Regions from separate parts of the Homo sapiens genome. Here region 2 is linked to region 1. Evidence: read pairs that join two places in POLR2A ChIA-PET (ENCODE). Cell type or tissue: endothelial cell of umbilical vein. All regions are shown on one strand. Links, peaks and the distances in the headings refer to the core of each region. The heading gives the core; the rest is flanking DNA. Region 1 overlaps CAPN1 (calpain 1). Region 2 overlaps VPS51 (VPS51 subunit of GARP complex).

Region 1 (9,675 bases), core at 629-8,628:
CAATTTGGGGAGACTTGACATTTTTATAATTTTAAGTCTTATCCAAGGATATGGTGTATCTCTTCATTTATTTTGGCCTTTAATGTCTTTCAATAGAATGTTGTATTTTTTATCATAAAGAATTTATACATCTCTTGAGATTTAATGCTAGGTACACTATAATTTTGTTTCTATTATAAATAGTATGTTCTTTAAAATTACATCTCCCAAGTGATCTTGTTGCTCATACGATAACATGCATTTGACCTTTTAGATGTAGTTTTTATATCCAGCAAATTTTTTAAAACTAATTAATCTTACTGATTCATCTGTATGTATTTTTTGGCACGATCTTAGCTCACTACAACTTCTGCTTCCCTGGTTCAAGTGATTCTCGTGCCTCAGCTTCCCGAGTAGCTGGGATTACAGGCGTGCGGCACCACACCTGGCTAATTTTTGTATTTTTATTAGAGACAGGGTTTCACCATGTTGGCCAGGGTGGTCTCGAACTCCTGACCTCAGGTGATCTGCCTGCCTTGGCCTCCCAAAGTGCTGGGATTACAGTGAGCCACTGCGTCCAGCCCTTTTTGGTTTTCTAATTAGGAATATAGCATCTGCAAATAATGACAGATTGTTTCTTCTTTTCTAATTCTTACAACTTTTGTTACTTTTTCTTGTCTAATATGCTGCCTAGAACTGTAGAGCTTCCTGCTCTTGTTCCTCCCTTTTTTTTATTCTTATTTTTAGGAGCAACCCTATTAACTAAGCCTCACTCTTAAAGGGGAAGTTTTCACCACTAAGTACCTTTCTAATCTAGGTTTTTTGTGGATACCTTTTATCAGACTAATGAAGTTTAATATTGTTAAATACTTTGAATTGTCTATATTATGATGATAGTATGCTTTTTTCTTTTATTTATTAAAATGGTCCCAGGAATTTGTGAACAGCTTGGGCAATACAGTGAGACCTCATCTCTACAAAAAATTTAAAAAATTAGCCTGGTATGGTGGCACACACCTGTAGTCCCAGCCACTCAGGAGGCTGAGGAGGGAGGATCATTTGAGCCAGGGAGGTAGAGGCTACAGTGAGCCATGTTTGCGCCACTGCACTCCACCCTGGGCAACAGAACATGACCCCATTTAAAAAAAATAAAATGGTAAATTGCATTTGTTGCTTTTCTAACGTTAAATCAACTTTACATTCTTGAGATAAAAACAACATGGTCACGAGTGACGTTTGCCTGTTATTTTCCTTTCTTATACTAACCATACTGGTATCAGTGCTATGTTCTTCCTGTACAGTGAGGTGGGAAGTATCCTCTCTTTTTCTGTTTCCTAGAAGAGTTTACCTAAGATGGGAGTGATTTGTTGCTTGAATGGTTGGTAGAACTTGTCTGTAAAGCTGTCAGGCTTGCTTTTTTCTTTGTATGAAGATTAATGATATTCAGTATTGAAAGTTAAAGGTTATAGAATTGTTCAGATTTTCTGTTTCTTGAGCCAATTTTGATGAGTTGTATTTTCTTTTGTTTTTTCTTTTTCTTTTTCTTTCTTTTTTTTTTTAAGAGAGACAGGGTTTTTTAGAGAGAGGTTACTCACTGCAACCTCGAACTCCTGAGCTCAAATCCTGCCTCAGCCTCCTGAGTAGCTGGGACTACACAGGTGTGAGCCTCTATGATTGGCTAATTTTTTATTTTTATAGAGATGGGGGTCTCACTATGTTGCCCAGGCTTATCTCGAATTCCTGGGCTCAAGTGATCCTCCCACCTTGGCCTCCCAAAGTGCTGAGATTACAGGCATGAGCCACTGTGCCCAGCCCTGAGTTGTATTTTCTAATAATTTATTCTTTGCATCTGTTTTCAAAGTTATTAGCACAAAGTTATCCTTAATATACTCTTTTTTTTTTTTTTGAGACAGAGTCTTGCTCTGTCGCCCAGGCTGGAGTGCAGTGGTGCCATCTCAGCTTACTGCAAGCTCTGCCTCCCGGGTTCACGCCATTCTCCTGCCTCAGCCTCCCGAGTAGCTGGGACTACAGGTGCCCACCACCACGCCTGGCTAATTTTTTTTTTTTTTTTTGTATTTTTAGTAGAGATGGGGTTTCACCATGGTCTCGATCATCTGACCTTGTGATCCTCCTGCCTCGGCCTCCCAAAGTGCTGGGATTACAGGCGTGAGCCACTGCACCCAGCCCCCTCTTAATATACTCTTATGTCTCGTGTATAATAATGTCCCCTTTTTATGCATGGGATTGCTCATTTGCATTGTCTCTTTTGTCTTTATTAATCCTGCAAGAAGTTTGTCAATATAAATCTTTACAAATAAATGACTTTTGGCCAGCTGCACTCAGGAGATCGAGACCATCCTGGCCAACACAGTGAAACCCCGTCTCTACTAAAAATACAAAAAATTAGCCGGGCGTAGTGGCAGGTGCCTGTGGTCCCAGCTGCTTGGGAGGCTGAGGCAGGAGAATGGTGTGAACCTGGGAGACAGAGCTTGCAGTGAGCCGAGGTCGCGCCACTGCACTCCAGCCCGGGCAATAGAGCGAGACTCTGTCTCAAAAAAAAAAAAAAAAAAAAAGACTTTTGACTTTGTTGGTCCTTTGTATAGTATTTCTTTTTCTTTTATTATTTTTACTTATTTATTTAGAGATGGGGTCTTGCTCTATTGCCCAGGCTGGAGTGCAGTGGCACAATCCTAGTCCTCTGTGATCCTAGGTCACTGCAGCCTAAATTCCTGGCTCAGGTGATCCTCTCACTTCAGCCTCCCAAGTGGCTGGGATTATACGTGTGTGCCACAGTGCCTGGTAGTATTTTTTTCATATATCATTAATCTTTACTGTTTATTATCTCATTCCTTCTACTTTCTTTGGATTGATTTTTTTTTTTTTTTTTTTTTTTTGAGATAGTCTCACTCTGTCACCTCGGCTGGAGTGGTGCGATCTTGGCTCACTGCAACCTCCACCTCCTGGGTTTAAGCGATTCTCTTGCCTCAGCCTCCCAAGTAACTGGAATTACAGGCATGCGCCACCATGCCCAACTAATTTTTTTTTTTGTATTTTTAGTAGATACCAGGTTTGACCATGTTGGCCAGGCTGGTCTTGAATTCCTGACCTCAACTGATCCGCCCTGCTGTGGGCTCCCAAAGTGCTAGGATTATAGGCGTGAGCCACCACGCTCGGCCTGGATTGACTTTTTGACTTTATTTTATGACTTCTTAAATTAGATGCTTATTTCGTTAATTTAGATTTTTAAAATTTAAGCAACTAAAGTGATAAATTTCCTTTTAAGTACATCGTTAATTAAGTTACACAATTTTGATACATAGTGTTTTTGAAAATCGTGAATGAGTATAATTCACACACCAGAAAATTTGCACTTTTAATGTGTGAAATTTAGTGGTTTTTAGTGTACCCACAGCGTTGTGTAAGCATTGCCGTTATCCAGAGCATTTCTTCACCGCCCCCACCCCGAAAATCCCGTAATTATTGGCCATCACTTTCTATCCCTTTCTCCCTAGCAACCATGAATCTACTTTTTGTCTCTATAAATTTACCTATTCTGGACTTTTTTGCCTTAGCATAATGTTTTCAAGCTTCATTTATGGTGTAGAAGTACTTCATCTCTTTTTTATGGCAGATTAATCTTCCATGATATGGATATACCACATTTTGCTGATTCATTCATCAGTTGATGGACATTTGTGTTATTTCCAGTTTTTGGCTATGTGGAGAATGTTCCTGTGAACATTCATGTGCATGCGTTTCAACATATGTTTTCAGTTCTCTGGGGCCTATAACTAGGAGTGAAATTGTTGGGCCATAGGGTAATTCCATGTTTAATTTTTTGAGGAACTGCCAATTGTTTTCCAAAGCAGCAGCACCATTTTATATCCCCACCAACAACATGTGAGGGTTCTGATTTCTCCACATCCTCTTCAACACTAGTTATTGCTCTTCTTTTTGATTATAGCCATCCTAGTGGGTGTGAAGTGGTATCACTGAAGTTTTTTGGGGTTTTTTTTTTTTTTTTTTTTTTTTTTTGAGTCTGGATCTTGCTCTATCACCTAGGCTGAAGTGCAGTGGCGCCATCTCAGCTCACTGCAACCTCTGCCTCCCAGGTTCAAGTGATTCTCCTGCCTCAGCCTCCCTTAGTCCCTAGCTGGGACTACAGGTGCACACTGCCACACCCAGCTAATTTTTGTAGTTTTAGTAGAGACAGGGTTTCACCCTTCAGACCAGCCGTGTTGGTCAGGCTGGTCTCAAACTCCTGACCTCGTGATCTGCCCACGTCAGCCTCCCAAAGTGCTGAGATTACAGGTGTTAGCCACCGCGCCCGGCCAATTTTCTGAATTTTTAAAATCATGAACTGATGTGCTTTTTGTGCATCAATTGAGATGATCATTTTGAGGTTTTTTTCCCCTTCATTCTATTAATGTGGTATATTACATTGATCAACTTTCCTTTGTTGAACTACCCTTGCATTCCTGGGATAAATCCCACTTCATCATGGTGTATATTCCTTTTAATATGCTGTTGGGTTGGGTTCATCGCTTTTTTTGGGAGGGGGTGGATTTTTGCATCTATATTCATAAGTGATATTGGTCTGTAATCTTCTTTCCTTGTGGTGTCTTTATCTGGCTTTAAGGTAATGCTGGCCTCCTGGGATGAGTTAGGAAGTGTCCCCTCATCTTCAGTTATTTAGAAGAGTTTGAGGATTGGTGTTAATTTGTCTTTAAATGTTTGGTGGAATTTCGAAGCCATCTGGTCCTGGACATTTCTTTGGTGAGAAGTTTTTTGTTGTTGTTGATTCAGTCTTTTTATTATTATAGGTCTATTTAGATTTTCTATTTTTCCTAGGTCAGTTTTGGTGCTTTGTTTCTTTCTAGGAATTTGTTCTTTTTGTCTATATTATCTAATTTATTATCATATAATTGTCTATAGTGTTTCCTTGTAATCTTTTTATTTTTGTTAGGCTGGTAGTGATGTCCCTCTTTAATTCCTGATTTTAGTAATTTGAGTCCTCTGTCTTTTCTCCTGTTTAGGCCAGGTAAAGAATTGTCAATTTTGTTGAGCTTTTCAAAGAACTATTGGTTTTATTGATTTTTCTTTATTGTTTATTCTCTATTTCATGTATTTGGACTTTAATCTTCATTATTTCTTTTCTTCTGCTTGCTTTGGGTTCAATTTGCCCATTTTCTTTTTTCTTAAATCCCAAGAACCAGTGAAAGTTCATTTTCTAGTTTCTTTTTTTAATTTAATAAATCCATTTTTTATTTCATATATCATAGTGGGACATATTTTTGGGGTACATGTGATATTTTGATAACGTATACAATGTGTAATGATCAAATCAGGGTAATTGGGATCCATCGCCTCAAACATTTATCTTTTCTTTGTGTTGGAGACATTACAATTCTTCTAGCTATTTTGAAATATACAGTAAACTACTGTTAACTATAATTTCCCCTGCCTTACTGTCAAATACTAGAACTTATTCCTTCTATTTAACTGCCTTTTCTAGTTTCTTAAGGTGGAAGGTTAGGTTATTGATTTGATAGCTCTCTCTTTTAATATATGTACATTTTTCATGGCCATGCTATGTAATTTCTCATTACCATTATCATCTCTTTCCGATAAACTAGTTATTTTAGAAGAATGTTTTTTAAAACATAAAAAAATTTCTAACTTAATTTTCTCATAGTAAAAAAATGTGACCTACATAAGATCATAGCTTTGAAGTGAACAGAAGCTGGTGCTATGGCTCAGTGTATGATGAATTTTCATAAAGGTTCCTTCGTTCTTGAAAAGACTGGCTAACAAATTGTGACTGTAGGTGAAGCACTCCTAAGTATTTTAAATATGATAATTAGCTTAACTCACACTGAGCCTATGAGGCAGGAACTATTATTATCCTTATCTTAGGGATAATAAAGAAACTGAGGCACAGAAAGATTTAAGCAACTTGATGAAGTCACTGATCTATGAAGTGGCAAAACTGGGATTTGAACCCAGGCAGAGGGATCCTGAAGTCTGTTCTCTCAGCCAGTACGCTATTCTCTGAGTACTAGGGGGATTGTTCTATAATTGTCCATTATATCAAACTTATTGTTTTGTCTGCTTAATCTATCAATTACTGAAAGAAAGAAAGAAAGATGATAAAAATCTTATAACATCCTAATGGCTTTGCCAATTTCTCTCTGTATTTCTATCAATTATTTTTCATTATATATTTTGAGCTATGATATTTGGTACATCACATTTAGAATTCTTATAAGCGCCTAGTGAATTAAACATTTTTTAAAATCTAGTGACCACCTTCATCTCTAATAATTATTTTTACTTTCAAGTCTATTTCAGCCAATGTTTCTATAGCTAATTCAGGGTTTTTTTTTGTTGAATTTTTAAAATATATCTTTTTATACTGTTTGATGTCCAATCTTTCTATAGCCCAATGTTTTGTTTTCTTGTAAACAGCACTAGCCAGCTTTTTAGTAATCCAGTTTGAAAAATTTTGTCCACGCTGGGCACAGTGGCTCACGCCTGTAATCCCAGAACTTTGGGAGGCCCAGGTGGACGGATCACCTGAGGTCAGGAGTTCGAGACCAGCCTGGCCAACATGGTGGAACCCCATCTCTACCAAAAATACAAAAATTAGCCGGGCAAGGTGGGTAGGTGCCTGTAATGCCAGCTACTAGGGAGACTGAGGCAGGAGAATCACTTGAACCTGGGAGGTGGAGGTTGCAGTGAGCCAAGATTGTGCCATTGCACTCCAGCCTGGGTGAAAAGAGCAAAACTCTATCTGAAAAAAAAAAAAAAAAAAAAAGACAAAGGAATATTTTGTCCTTTGACTAGAGAGTTTAGTTCATTTACACTCACAGTGATTAATGCTGTATTTATTTCAGCTGACTTACTGTGTTTACTTATTTTCTGCTTGTCTTCCTGTCATGCTGCCTTTTGTGTTGAGTTCCTGCTTTTCTCTCTACTAATTTTTTTCTCTGTGAGTTTGAAAGACATAAGAGTTTGCTTAATACATACTAAAGTTAGTTAATCAGTGTCTTTTTTTTTTTTCTCTGAGACAGGGTCTGGCTCTGTCACCCAGGCTGGAGTGTGGTGGCGTGATCTCAGCTCACTGCAACCTCTGCCTCCTGGGCTCAAGCCATCCTCCCACCTGAGCTTCCCGAGTAGCTGAGTGGTACTACAGGTGCACACCACCATGCCTGGCTAATTTTTGCACTTTTTTGGTAGAGATGGGGTTTTGCTCTGTTACCCAGGCTGGTCTCAAACTCCTAGCTCAAGCCATCCACCTGCCTCGGCCTCCCAAAGTGCTAGGATTACAGGCGTGAGCCACTGTGCCCAGCCCTAATCAATGACTTTACCCTCCTCGTGAACAATGCATAAACCTTAGAAATTCAGCTTGAATCACCCCTTTCCTTTGTATATTATGCTATGGTGGGCTAGTATTTTAATTCTAAAGTTTTTTTTTCCTGCCATAATTTAAACATCATCATGATTTGAGATAGCCCATGTTATTTGGATTACCCACAAATAAAAGTATTTTTGTTCAGCATTCTCAGACCTTTCATCTGAGATCATTTTCCATCCACCCGAAACATATCCTTTTGTATTTCCTTTGTTTTGTTTTCTTTTTGAGCAGGCTTGATCTCCTGGTCTCAGGTGAGCCTCCCACCTCAGTGTCTCAAGTAGCTAGGACTACAGGCACATGCCACCATGCCCAGATAATTTTTTTTGGGAGGGTTGGGGGGCAGTTGACGGAGTCGCGCTCTGTCGCCCAGGCTGGAGTGCAGTGGCGCGATCTCCACTCACCGCAACCTCTGCCTCCCAAGTTCAAGCGATTCTTCTTCCTCAGCCTCCCAAGTAGCTGGGATTCTAGGTGTGCACCACCACATCCAGCTAATTTTTGTATTTTTAGTAGAGATGGGGTTTCACCATGTTGACCAGGCTAGTCTCGAACACCTGGCCTCAAGTGATCCACCCTCCTCAGCCTCCCAAAGTGCTGAGATTACAGGCATGAAGTACCACACCTGGCCCTTTTTGTATTTGTATTTTTATTTTTTAGCAAGGGTCTGTTGGTTATAAACTTTCTCAGTGTTTGTCTAAAATGCCTTTATAGTGTGCTTATTCTTGACAGTTCTCTGGATATAGAATTCTGGCTTGACATTATTTTCAGCCTCTCAAAGACACTATTAGTCCTGTTCTGCTTCCATCATTGCTATGTGAGCCAGGAGTCTGTCTACCTTGCCTTCTGGAAAAAATCTTAATTTTTTTTTTCTTTCATACTATACGATTCACCATGATGTGTGGAGGTATGGATTTCTTTTCATTCTGCCTTGAATGTATTGAACTTCCTGGCTATGAATTGATACCTTTCAACAATTCTAGAAAATTTGTAGTCATGATCTTTGAGAATATCACCTCCTTCCCACTCTCTGTATATTCTAATAAAATCTAAACTGGACCTTCTCACTCAATCCTCTCTTTCTCTTAACCTTGCTTTTAGATTTCCCATCTCTTAGTGTCTCTGGATTGCATTCTGGGTTGTTCCTTCAGCTCCTTTCTCAGTTCACTAATTTTCTTTTTTGCTCTGTCAAATCTGTTAGTTATTTCTTCCAAGAACTTAATTTCAATTTTAAAAATTTTGTTTCTAGAAGATGTAATGGATCTTTTCAAATCTGTTCATTTTTGCTCAAATTTTCAAACTTTTCATCTATTTCTTTAAACATAGTAAGCATAGTCTTATATTCTGTGTCTGATAAGGTCAATATCTGAAGTCTTAGTGGTCAGTTTTTGTCCACTGTGGCTGCTGCTCAGTTATCACGCCTTGTTTGCTTGTGAGATCTCTGCCCCGTGAGAGAGTTCTTTGAGTCCTCAGATAAAGTTAAATTGCTCCGGGGTGTTTCTGCTAGTCACCTGGAATGCCACCAATCCAGAACACCTTTTTCGTTCTTTTTTATTTATTTACTTATTTTTTGAGACACAGTCTTGCTCCGGCTGGAGTGCAATGGCATAACCTCAGCTCACTTCAGCCTCGACCTCCCAGGCTCAAGGAATCCTTCCACCTCAGCCTTCCCAGTAGCTGGGACTACAGGCACACACCACCATGCCCAGCTAATTTTTGTAGAGATGGGGTTTTACCACCTCGCCCAGGCTAGTTTTGAGCTCCAGGACTCATGCGATCTGTCTGCTTCAGCCTCCCAAAGTGCTAGGATTACAGGCGTGAGTCTGAGTCACCATACCCAGCTTTGTTCTTTTTTTTTGGAGATGGACTCTCACTCTGTCGCCCAGGCTGGAGTGCAATGGTGTGATCTCGGCTCACTGCAACCTCTGCTCCCCAGGTTTAAGCAATTCTCTGCCTCAGCCTCCTGAGTAGCTGGGATTACAGGCGTGTGCCACTATGTCTGACTAATTTTTTGTATTTTTAGTAGAGACAGGGTTTCACCATCTTGGCCAGGCTGGTCTTGAACTCCTGACCTCGTGATCCACCCACCTTGGTCTCCCAAAGTGCTGGGATTACAGGTGTGAGCCACCGTGCCCGGCCGCCTTGTTCTTTTTTTGAGACAGTGTCTCATTCTGTCACCCAGGTTGGAGTGCAGTGGTGCAATCATAGCTCACTGCAGCCTCAGCCTTCTGGGCTCAAACTATCCTCCCAAGTAGCTGGGACTATGATAGAGACACACACCACAC
Region 2 (9,675 bases), core at 792-8,791, 93 kb before region 1:
AATCCCAGCTACTCAGGAGGCTGAGTGGGAGAATCACTTGAACCTGGGAGGTGGAGGCTGCGGTGAGCCAAGATCACGTCACTGCACTCCAGCCTAGGCAGCAGAGCAAGACTCTGTCTGAAAAAAAAAATAATAAGAAGAAGAATCCCTGACATCAAGGAAACCTCAGTAAGGTGTAGTTTCTCTTATTATTGATAGCTTTCTTTTCTGCTCCAGGGAAGAATAGGTGGTCTTGTCCCTCCCTTTCTTTCTCCCTTCCTTCCCTCCTTAACTAAGCAAAGAGAGAAGATGTATGATATTAGGGGACACAAAGATCATGTCGAGGCTTTTTTTTTCTTCTGTCCTCTTTATTCTCTAGTGCCAGACAGTGTTCCACTGTTTTCCACACTAGCTTCTGTGCTGTTTTGAGGAGATGTACTACTCAGACTTTTGTAGTAATTGTACACCCACGTGTAGTAAGTCCAGGAGCCAGATCCAAAGGGTTTACCTGCAGCCTGTGGAATGTTCTGGGAGCATCTGTGGGGTTGCATTCTGATGTCTTACTCTCGTGTCACAGTGGTGGGTGTGGTAACCTATACACATTGTTCTTTTATCTGATTTGAAGCAGATTCCATGAGTAGGCACCTTTCTGTTAGCTAATACCAGCATCAAAATGGCAAGAAATCATAGTTTCTGTGCTGGGATATTTCTCACAGGAATTTAATAAGATTACATTTTCCATTTGTTGGAATGTGTATAATAATATTTTGAGACTTAGCTCTTTTTGTACATCCCACAAAAGGAACAAACGTTTGGAAAAGTGTGAGGATAACCAGGAGCATTGATGTCTTAGAAGCTTAAGTGAGGGGCCGGGCATGGGGTTCTCACCCGTGATCCCAGCACTTTGGGAGGCTGAGGTGGGTGGATCACTTGAGGCTAGGAGTTCAAGACCAGCCTGGCCAACATGGTGAAACCCTGTCTCTACTAAAAATACAAAAATTAGCTGGGCAAGGTGGTGCATGCCTGTAGTCCAAGCTACTCATGAGGCTGAGGCAGGAGAATTGCTTGAACCCAGGAGGTGGAGGTTGCGTGAGGAAGGTGTTTCAAGACATAGATTTGATAGACTTGGGCGAGACACTCAGGAAAGTAATGTAGCATGGAGTGTGTGTTGATTGGGCAAGAGAGAGAGAAAAATGAGAAAGGAACTAGGTCCTCAGGAAGGAGGGGGGTGGAACAGAGCAGGGATGGAGGCATCGGCCTCAGCAAAGGGCCGGGAGCTCATCTATGGTAGCAGGAGGGGAAGCAGAATGTGGGCAGAGCCAGGCAGATAGTAGATGTGCAGTTTAACTAGAAACCTTCCAGAATGTATTAGGGATTTGGCTTTTATCCACAGAGAGCTAAAACAAATGAGTGATGTGCTCAGATTTCTGGTTTGAATAGATTCCTCCAGCTGCACTGGCAGGAATGGATGGGGCTGAGCACAGTGGCTCATGCCTGTAATCCCTGCACTTTGGAAGGCTGAGGTGGGAGGATCACTTGAGCCCAGGAGTTTGAGACCAGCCTGTGCAACATAGTGAGACCCGATATCTAGAAAAAAAAAAATAGCTGGGTATGGTGGCACACACTTGTTAGAATAAACCCAGCTACTTGGGGAGGCTAAGGTGGGTGGATCACATGAGCCCAGGAGCTGGAGATTGCAGTGAGCTATAATCTCACCATTGCACTCTAGCCTGGGTGACAGAGCAAGACCTAGTCTCAAAAAATAAATAAATAAATAAAAAGGCCAGGTGCGGTGGCTTATGCCTATAATCTTAGCACTCTGAGAGGCCGAGACGGGTGGATCATCTGAGGTCAGGCATTTGAGACCAGGCTGGCCAATATGGTGAAACCCCATCTCTACTAAAAATACAAAAATTAGTCAGGCATGGTGGCAGGCATCTGTAGTCCCAGCTACTCAGGAGGCTGAGGCAGGAGAATCGCTTGAACCCAGGAGGCGGAGGTTGCAGTGAGTCGAGATCGCGCCACTGCACTCCAGCCTGGGCAACAGAGCGAGACTCCGTCTCAAAAATAATAATAATAATAAATAATAATAAAAGGACAGCCCACAGAATGGGAGAAAATATTTGCAAGTTAGTTATCTAATAAAAATCTAGTGTTCAGAACATAAAAAGAACGTTTTTTAGCTCAGGGCTAAAAAGACAAATAACCCTAATTTAAAATGGGCAAAGGATTTGAATAGACACTTCTCCAGAGAAAACATACAAGTGGCCGAAAAGCACATATAAATATGCTCAGCATCATTAGGTCTTAGGGAAATGCAAATCCAAACCACAAAATGCTGCACCCAGTGTGGAAGACAGTTTGACCATTCTTCAAAACCACACACAAGATTACCATATGATCGGCAATTTTACTCCTAGGAATATACCAAAGAGAATTGAAAACATGTTCACATAAAAACATGTACACAAGTGTTCATAGCAGTGTTTTTTTTTTTTTTTTTTTTTTTGAGATGGAGTCTAGCTCTGTCACCCAGGCTAGAGTGCAGTGGTGCCATCTTGGCTCACTGTAACCTCCGCCTCCCCAGTTCAAGCGATTCTCCTGCCTCAGCCTCCTGAGTAGCTGGGATTATAGGTGTGCACCATCACACCCGCCTAATTTTTTTATTTTTATTTTTTGTATATTTACTAGAGACGGGATTCCACCTTGTTGGCCAGGCTGGTCTTGAACTCCTGACCTCAAGTGATCCGCTTGCCTCGGCTTCCCAAAGTACTGGGATTACAGGCAAGAGCCACCATGCCTGGCCAATAGCAGCACTTTTTATAATAGCCACAAGGTGGAAGCAATCCAAATGGCCATCAATTGAATGAATATAAACAAATATCCACACAGTGGAATATTATTCAGCCATAAAAATAGATATAACATACTGACACAGGCTACAACATAGATTAACCTTGGAAACATGCTAATGTTTCATATGCCTATGATTCCATTTCTGTTAAATGTATTCTGTAGCGAATAGACAAATCCATAGAGACAGAAACTAGATTAATGGTTGCCAAGTTCTAGGAGTGGGGGAATAAGGAATGACTGCCAAGGGTTACAGGGTTTCTTTAGGGGATGATGAAATGTTCTGGAATTACGTAGTGAGGTTGGTTGTACAACCTTGTGAATATATTAAACATATTAAAAACCACTGAATTGGTATGTCAATTATATCCCAATTAAAAAGAAAACCAGGCATTGAGCCAGATTTGGCCTGCAGGCTGTAGTTTGCCAACCTCTCACCTAGACATTGAGTTTCATTATGTAATAATGCATTTACTTGTGTCAAAATTAGAAAGATCTCAAACATTATACAGGGAAAAGCCTCTCCTAATTCTTTTCTCTAGGCAAAGACAAAGCAGTCTTTGACAGTACATTTCACTGAAAATTAACAGAGCCCAGGTGGGATTATGGCTCATACCTATAATCCCAACACTTTGTGAGGCAGAGGCAGGCAGATTGCTTGAGCTCAGGAGTTCGAGACCATCCTGGCCAACAGGTTATACCTGTCTCTACAAAAAATACAAAAATTAGCTGGGTGTGGTGTTGTGTCCCTGTAGTCCGAGCTGCTCAGGAAGCTGAGGTGGAAGGCTTGTACCTGGGAGGCAGAGGTTGCAGTAAGCCAAGATTGTGTCACTGCACTCCAGCCTGGGTGACAGAGCCAGACCTTGTCTCAAAAAAAAAAAAAAAAAAAAAAAAAAAAAGAAAATTAACAGACATACAGAAAAGTGCACATAAGTGGACAGCTCCATGGATTTCACAAAGGGAGCACAGTCACATAATCAGCATCCAGGTCGGGAAACAGCATAACCAGCAAAGCCCCCTGAGCCTCCTACCAGTTACCACCCAGTCCCCTCCCAAGGTAGCCAACATCCTCGCATCCAGATGGCTTTCACTCTCCCTGGTTACAAACTGCTTTTCTTAACAAGCTTTTTTTTTTTTTTTTTTTTGAGACAGAGTCTTGCTCTGTCATCCAGGCTAGAGTGCAGTGGCCCAATCGGCTCACTGCAACCTCCGCCTCCGGGGTTCAAGTGATTCTCCTGTCTTAGGCTTCCAAGTACCTGGGATTACAGGCACCTGCCACCACACTTGGCTAATTATTGTATTTTCAGTAGAGACGGGATTTCACCATGTTGGTCAGGCAGGTGACCTCAGGTGATCCACCTGCCTTGGCCTCCCAAAGTGCTGGGGTTACAGGCGTGAGCCACTGTGCCCAGCCTGCTTTTCTTAACAAGCTTGAAATGCAAAGATAAACAGTGTAGTCTTTGTGACTGAATGGTGTGGATGCTTTCACTGTTGTTTTTGGATATGGTACAACTTTTATCTCCAGTGTAATGGCTCCATGGCTGGGAAGGCAGCGACAATGACAGCACACAGCACTGTTGGGTTTTCTTTTACTCTATTTTCCTAACAACTTAGTGTTTGGATTTTACCCTTTAGAAGTTGGATTCAAGCTTCCTTCTTGAGGTAGCCCCTAAGTGTCATGGGCTCAAACACCCACTACCAAAAGAGTCTGCTCTTTTCATGGTAGCTTTTGGCAGACCTGGAAGGAGATTGTGTCACATGGCCTGTAAACAAAACCAGTAATTCACTGGGTGAAGACCAAATGCCTCATCAACTGCCAAGCCTCTGTCTGTCTCCCTTAGATCAGTAGCCCATGATCCCTTTACGAACCTCAGCCTCGGCTCTGCTTTTATTGTTTTTCACTGCATAGCGCTGCCTTTGCTATGTCCTTTAGTTCACCATCTATGAATTGGCAAGAAAAATTTTCTTGCCAGGCACAGTGGCTCACTCCTGTGCTCCCAGCACTTTGGGAGGCTGAAGTGGGAGCATTGCTTGAGCCCAGAAGTTTGAGACCAGCCTGGGCAACATAGAGAGACCCCATCTCTACACAAAATTTAAACAAAAATTAAAAAATTAGCCGGGTGTGATGGCGCTTGTGTGTAGTCCCAGCTACTTCAGAAGCTAAGGTAGGAGGATCACTTGAGCCCCAGAGTTCAAGGCTGCAGTAAGCTGTGTTTGCACCACTGCATGCCATCTTGGCTCACTGTAACCTCCGCCTCCCCAGTTAAGGTGATTCTCCTGCCTTAGCCTCCTGAGTAGCTGGGATTATAAGTGTGCATCACCATGCCTGTAGACAGAGCAAGACCCTATCTCAAGCAAAGAAACTCAAAATAATTATGATTTCCCCAACAAAATGCAGGCAATGGTCCCTATGGTCCCAAAAGTAATATAGATGTTTCACATCATGTGATTTTATTCCTTAGTAACCTTCCTTTCTATGAAATCATCTCTAAGAGGGCTAAATGATCCTTTCTTGTGGACTGTGTTGTTAAAATGAAAAGTCCATTTTGCTGATACGTAATCTACCTTTCCATGTAATTTTTTAAAAAATCCCTTAATAGCTCTACAGATGTGAGCCCTGTAGATTCTTTGTCTCAGACAGTTCTTTCTCTTATATTTTCTCTAATATTTTTTTCCTGCATTTTTTGTTTCTGTTTGTTTCTTGTCAAATTGACATCAATGCTTTTCTCCTTACTCACCCTTCCAGCTGTCTCCCCAAGTGGGGTAGATTCCCAGTGTTGCTTGGAGAACATTCCTACAGTCCCAGAGCCACACACAGACCAGGTGTGGGTGTGTGAAGGCTCACAAGTGATTGCAGTTAGATATTTCCAGATTCTTCTTTGTAAATGCTGATCAGTTTGCATAACCACCAGCAAAGAAGAGAATACCTCTTTCAATCTTTGACAATCTGAGAAGTGAAAAGTGGTATCTCTTATTGTTTATAGTAACGTTTACAGGGTGTTTTTTTTTGTTTTTTTTTTTTAGGGCTTTCTATTTATTCAATTATTATTATTTGAGACAGAGTGTTGCTCTATTACTCAGGTTAGAGTGCAGTGGCACAATCTCAGCTCACTACAACTTGTGCCTCCAGGGTTCAAGCGATTCTCCTGCCTCAGCCTTCCCAGTAGCTAGGATTACAGGCACCTGCCACCACGCCCAACTACTTTTTGTATTTTTACTAGAGACAGGGTTTTACCATGTTGGCCAGGCTGGTCTCAAACTCCTGACGTCAAGTGATCTGCCTGCCTCGGCCTCCCAAAGTGCTGGGATTACAGGCATGAGCTACCGTGGCTGGCCTATTTATTTGATTATATCATCTGCAAATAGTGATACTTCTCCCTCCTTTCCAATTTGTGTATCTCCATAATACATCTCGTGACTCTAGCTGAGTTGGCTAATGCCCCAGAACAATGTAGATAACATTGGCAATCAAGGTTGTCCTTGCCATGTTTTGACTTTAATTGGAGTGCTTCTAGCACTGCCTCGGTAAACATGATACTGAGTTTTGGAGGTCAGGGAAATATTTAGCTGCTCATATGTTATTGAGAGTTTTTTAAAAATCAAGAATAGATGTTGAAATATCTATTAACATGGCAAATTATTATGAGATCCTCTAATTTTGAGTCATCCTGGCATTCATGAAACAAAAACCCTTTTGTGTTTATCAATTATTATTTTAATATGCTGCTGGATTTTGTTTGCTTATTTGTGCATCTCCATTTGTTTATTTAATTCATCCTTGCATCTCCATTCATAAGAGATATGAATGTGTATATGTGAGGTATTTCTGTTATGTTTTCATAACAGTGTTATGTTTGTTCCATCAAGTTTGTGTGAGAGCTGTTCTCGTTTCTCTGCTGGGGCAGTGTTTACACAGAGAATTGGAAGGCGCTGTCCTTCAAGCCGCCGCAACACCCCTGGACATCTGGGCCAGATGCCTTTGTGTGGAGGGGAAAGGGGAGTAGGACCTTTCTTTCACAACATTCTCTAGTTTTTCTGTTTCTGTTTTCTTGTTTTTTGCAATCCATTTTGGTAAATCCTATTTTTGTAGCAAATTATCCATTTCATCCATAGAATTCACCAAGCCCTTACCAATTTAGTGTTTTCTTGGTATTTTACCCATGCTGCAATTTCAGTTTTGATTTCCTTTTCTGACCTCATAATTGGTTAACAATGAGGTTTTTTCGACTGGGCACGGTGGCTCCCGCCTGTAATCCCAGCACTTTGGGAGGCCGAGGCGGGTGGATCACTTGAGGTCAGAGACCAGTCTGGCCAACATGGTGAAACCCTCTCTACTAAAAGTACAAAAATTAGCCAGGCATGGTGGCACGTGCCTGTAATCCCAGCTACTCGGGGCTGAGGCAGGAGAATCGCTTGAACCCAGGAGGTGGAGGTTGCAGTGAGCTGAGATCGCGCCACTGCACTGCAGCCTGGGCGACGGAGGGAGACCCTGTCTCAAAAAAAAAAAAAGAATGAGGTTTTTTTCTTTGTGATCTACCATATGGAAAGGTTTGTATATATTTTATGGCATTGTTTGGGAAAAATGCAAACTGTGTGCTTCCTATGCTCTCACATCACCACAATCATGACCACAGAAGAGTTCTGTGACCAAATGTGTTGGGTTTCTTCCCCACACACCAAGCAGCAGACACCCGCTGGGTGTCCTCTGATTTAATTCCAACACTATTTACCCAGAGATAGCATCAGATTCCATGAGTTGAGGGCTGAGTCCCCAAGCCTGCCTCCCTTCAGGCACTAGTTCAGTCCCAAATCTGCCTCCCCACTTTCAGGCACTAGCTGCAGGTCAGGGCCTCAGGCCTCCAGAATTTCTGACCAACTGGCTCCAGGTAGGGGTTTCCATAACTCCCTCTTTGGGCTCAGTTTGCTGGAGTGGCTCACAGAGCTCAGGATAACACATTTACCAGTTTATTACAAAGGATGTTACAAAGGGTACAGATGAGCAGGTGCATAGGGCGAGGTGTAGGAGAAGGAGCATGGAGTTTCCATGCCCTCCCCGGGCGTGCCACCCTCCAGGAGCCTCCAGAGCTGAGATCGCGCCACTGCACTCCAGCCTGGGTGACAGAGTGAGACTCTTTCTCAAACAAAACAAAACCAAAATATCTCCTGTTACAGATACACATTTCTGTCTTATCCTCTTCGCCTTTCTTTATGAACATTGTTGGTATGTTCAATGGAATTAGGGAAATTAGTTGGGAAATGTTGGCAGTTGTTGGACAAGAGATGATAGTGGCTTACAAAGAAAATGTTGCAGGTAGACCTTCCATGACTTGGTAATGGATTGATTACTAGGTATATTAATCCAGGTTCATACTGCTGTAAAGAACTGCCCGAGACTAGGTAACTTATAAAGGAAAGAGGTTTAATTGACTCACAGTTCACAGCATGGCTGGGGAGGCCTCAGGAAACTTACAATCATGGCAGAAGGTGAAAGAGAAGCAAGGCATCTTCTTCACAAGGCAGCAGGAAGGAGAAGTGTTAAGCGAAGCAGGGAGAGCCCCTTATAAAACCATCAGACCTCGTCGGGTGCGGTGGCTCATGCCTGTAATCCCAGCACTTTGGGAGGCCAAGGTGGGCGGATCATGAGGTCAGGAGATCAAGACCATCCTGGCTAACATGGTGAAACTCCATCTCTACTAAAAATACAAAAAATTAGCTGGGTGTGGTGGCAGGCACCTGTAGTCCCAGCTACTTGGGAGGCTGAGGCAGGAGAATGGTGTGAACCTGGGAATTGGAGTTTGCAGTGAGCAGAGGTCGTGCCACTGCACTCCAGTCTGGGCGACAGAGCGAGACTCAGTCTCAAAAAAAAAAAAAAAGAATAGGTGGAATTGAATTGAGGCCGTCAGTGAACAGTCAGGAACATTGGAAGGCTCATCCATGTGGATGTGCACAAGGAGGTGACAGGAGGAGGAGAAGAGGCAGTGATGGGGAACTGAGAGGAGTGTCAGAGGACAGTAGAGACAGCAAAGAGGAGGGTTGTGGCTTGATGGCATGGTCTTCCTAGAAGCCGGGGTTTTGAAGAGAGGAGATCTAGGCATGATTTAGAAGCATGAAGGGACCAGGCTCCCAGGCACCTGGTGTGTGAAAGGAAAAACAGCCTCCCTAGGCAGGATTCTATCAGGACCAAAGGGAAAGGGCCCTTCAGAGAAGACAGCCCATGTTCCGGAAAGCATGTGAAAGGCTTTGGGAGGTCTGGAAAGGAGATGAGGGTCAACAAGAATGTATTGCCTCATCCAGGCAGTGCGCTGGACACGCAGATGCGCTTGGGAGCCAGCGGTCCCTGCCTTGGCTGCTTGTGGTCTGATGGAGCAGTTGAGGCACAGTGGTGGCAGCTGGCTAAGCACCTGCGGCCTGCTTCGGATCTGGACTAATTCTGAGGGCCGGCTCTCCTGGGCACCAGGGTTAGGGGGTTACGGGGAGTATGTGAGTAACGCCTGCTTTGGGAACATAAACCCCCTCCCCCGCCCCCATGTGCGCTGTGACCCACGCCCTCGCAGTCCTTTCTCTGGAATCATCCATGCGCCCCTGGAGCAAGCTGGGGCGTCTGTGAAGGGGTGGGTGAGAAGGAGCTGAGGTTGCGCCCGCCCTGCAGTCACCTGCTCTCCCCTTTTCCCCGCCCCTGCCCTCCTAGACACCATCCGGAAGATGAAGAACGATTTCCGGAAGATGGAGGATGAGATGGACCGGCTGGCCACCAACATGGCAGTGATCACCGACTTCAGCGCTCGCATCAGCGCCACGCTGCAGGACCGCCACGAGCGCATCACCAAGCTGGCAGGTGGGCGC

Evidence for each region. Peaks named below come from ENCODE experiments on the same cell type or tissue, not always from the same donor. Only the 100,000 strongest peaks of a DNase experiment are listed, where the experiment ranks them.
Region 2: POLR2A ChIA-PET joins it to region 1 with 8 read pairs; 27 of 35 experiments call an interaction of 5 or more read pairs at or near these places.

The regions. Positions count from the first base shown.
Region 1 is chr11:65,191,114-65,200,788 of GRCh38, forward strand. The region is part of intron 10 of CAPN1 (calpain 1); the gene reads left to right. Among named protein-coding and RNA genes, the nearest start is that of CAPN1, 14 kb to the left of the region's middle. RefSeq lists a silencer at 8,742-8,942. In endothelial cell of umbilical vein, for the core only: no CTCF peak of the experiment used is centred there; a DNase peak (open chromatin) is centred at 1,258.
Region 2 is chr11:65,098,061-65,107,735 of GRCh38, forward strand. It overlaps VPS51 (VPS51 subunit of GARP complex), which reads left to right. Exons shown (of 10, transcript NM_013265.4): 3 at 9,521-9,667. Among named protein-coding and RNA genes, the nearest start is that of VPS51, 6.7 kb to the left of the region's middle. RefSeq lists a silencer at 4,177-4,471. In endothelial cell of umbilical vein, for the core only: no CTCF peak of the experiment used is centred there; a DNase peak (open chromatin) is centred at 4,331.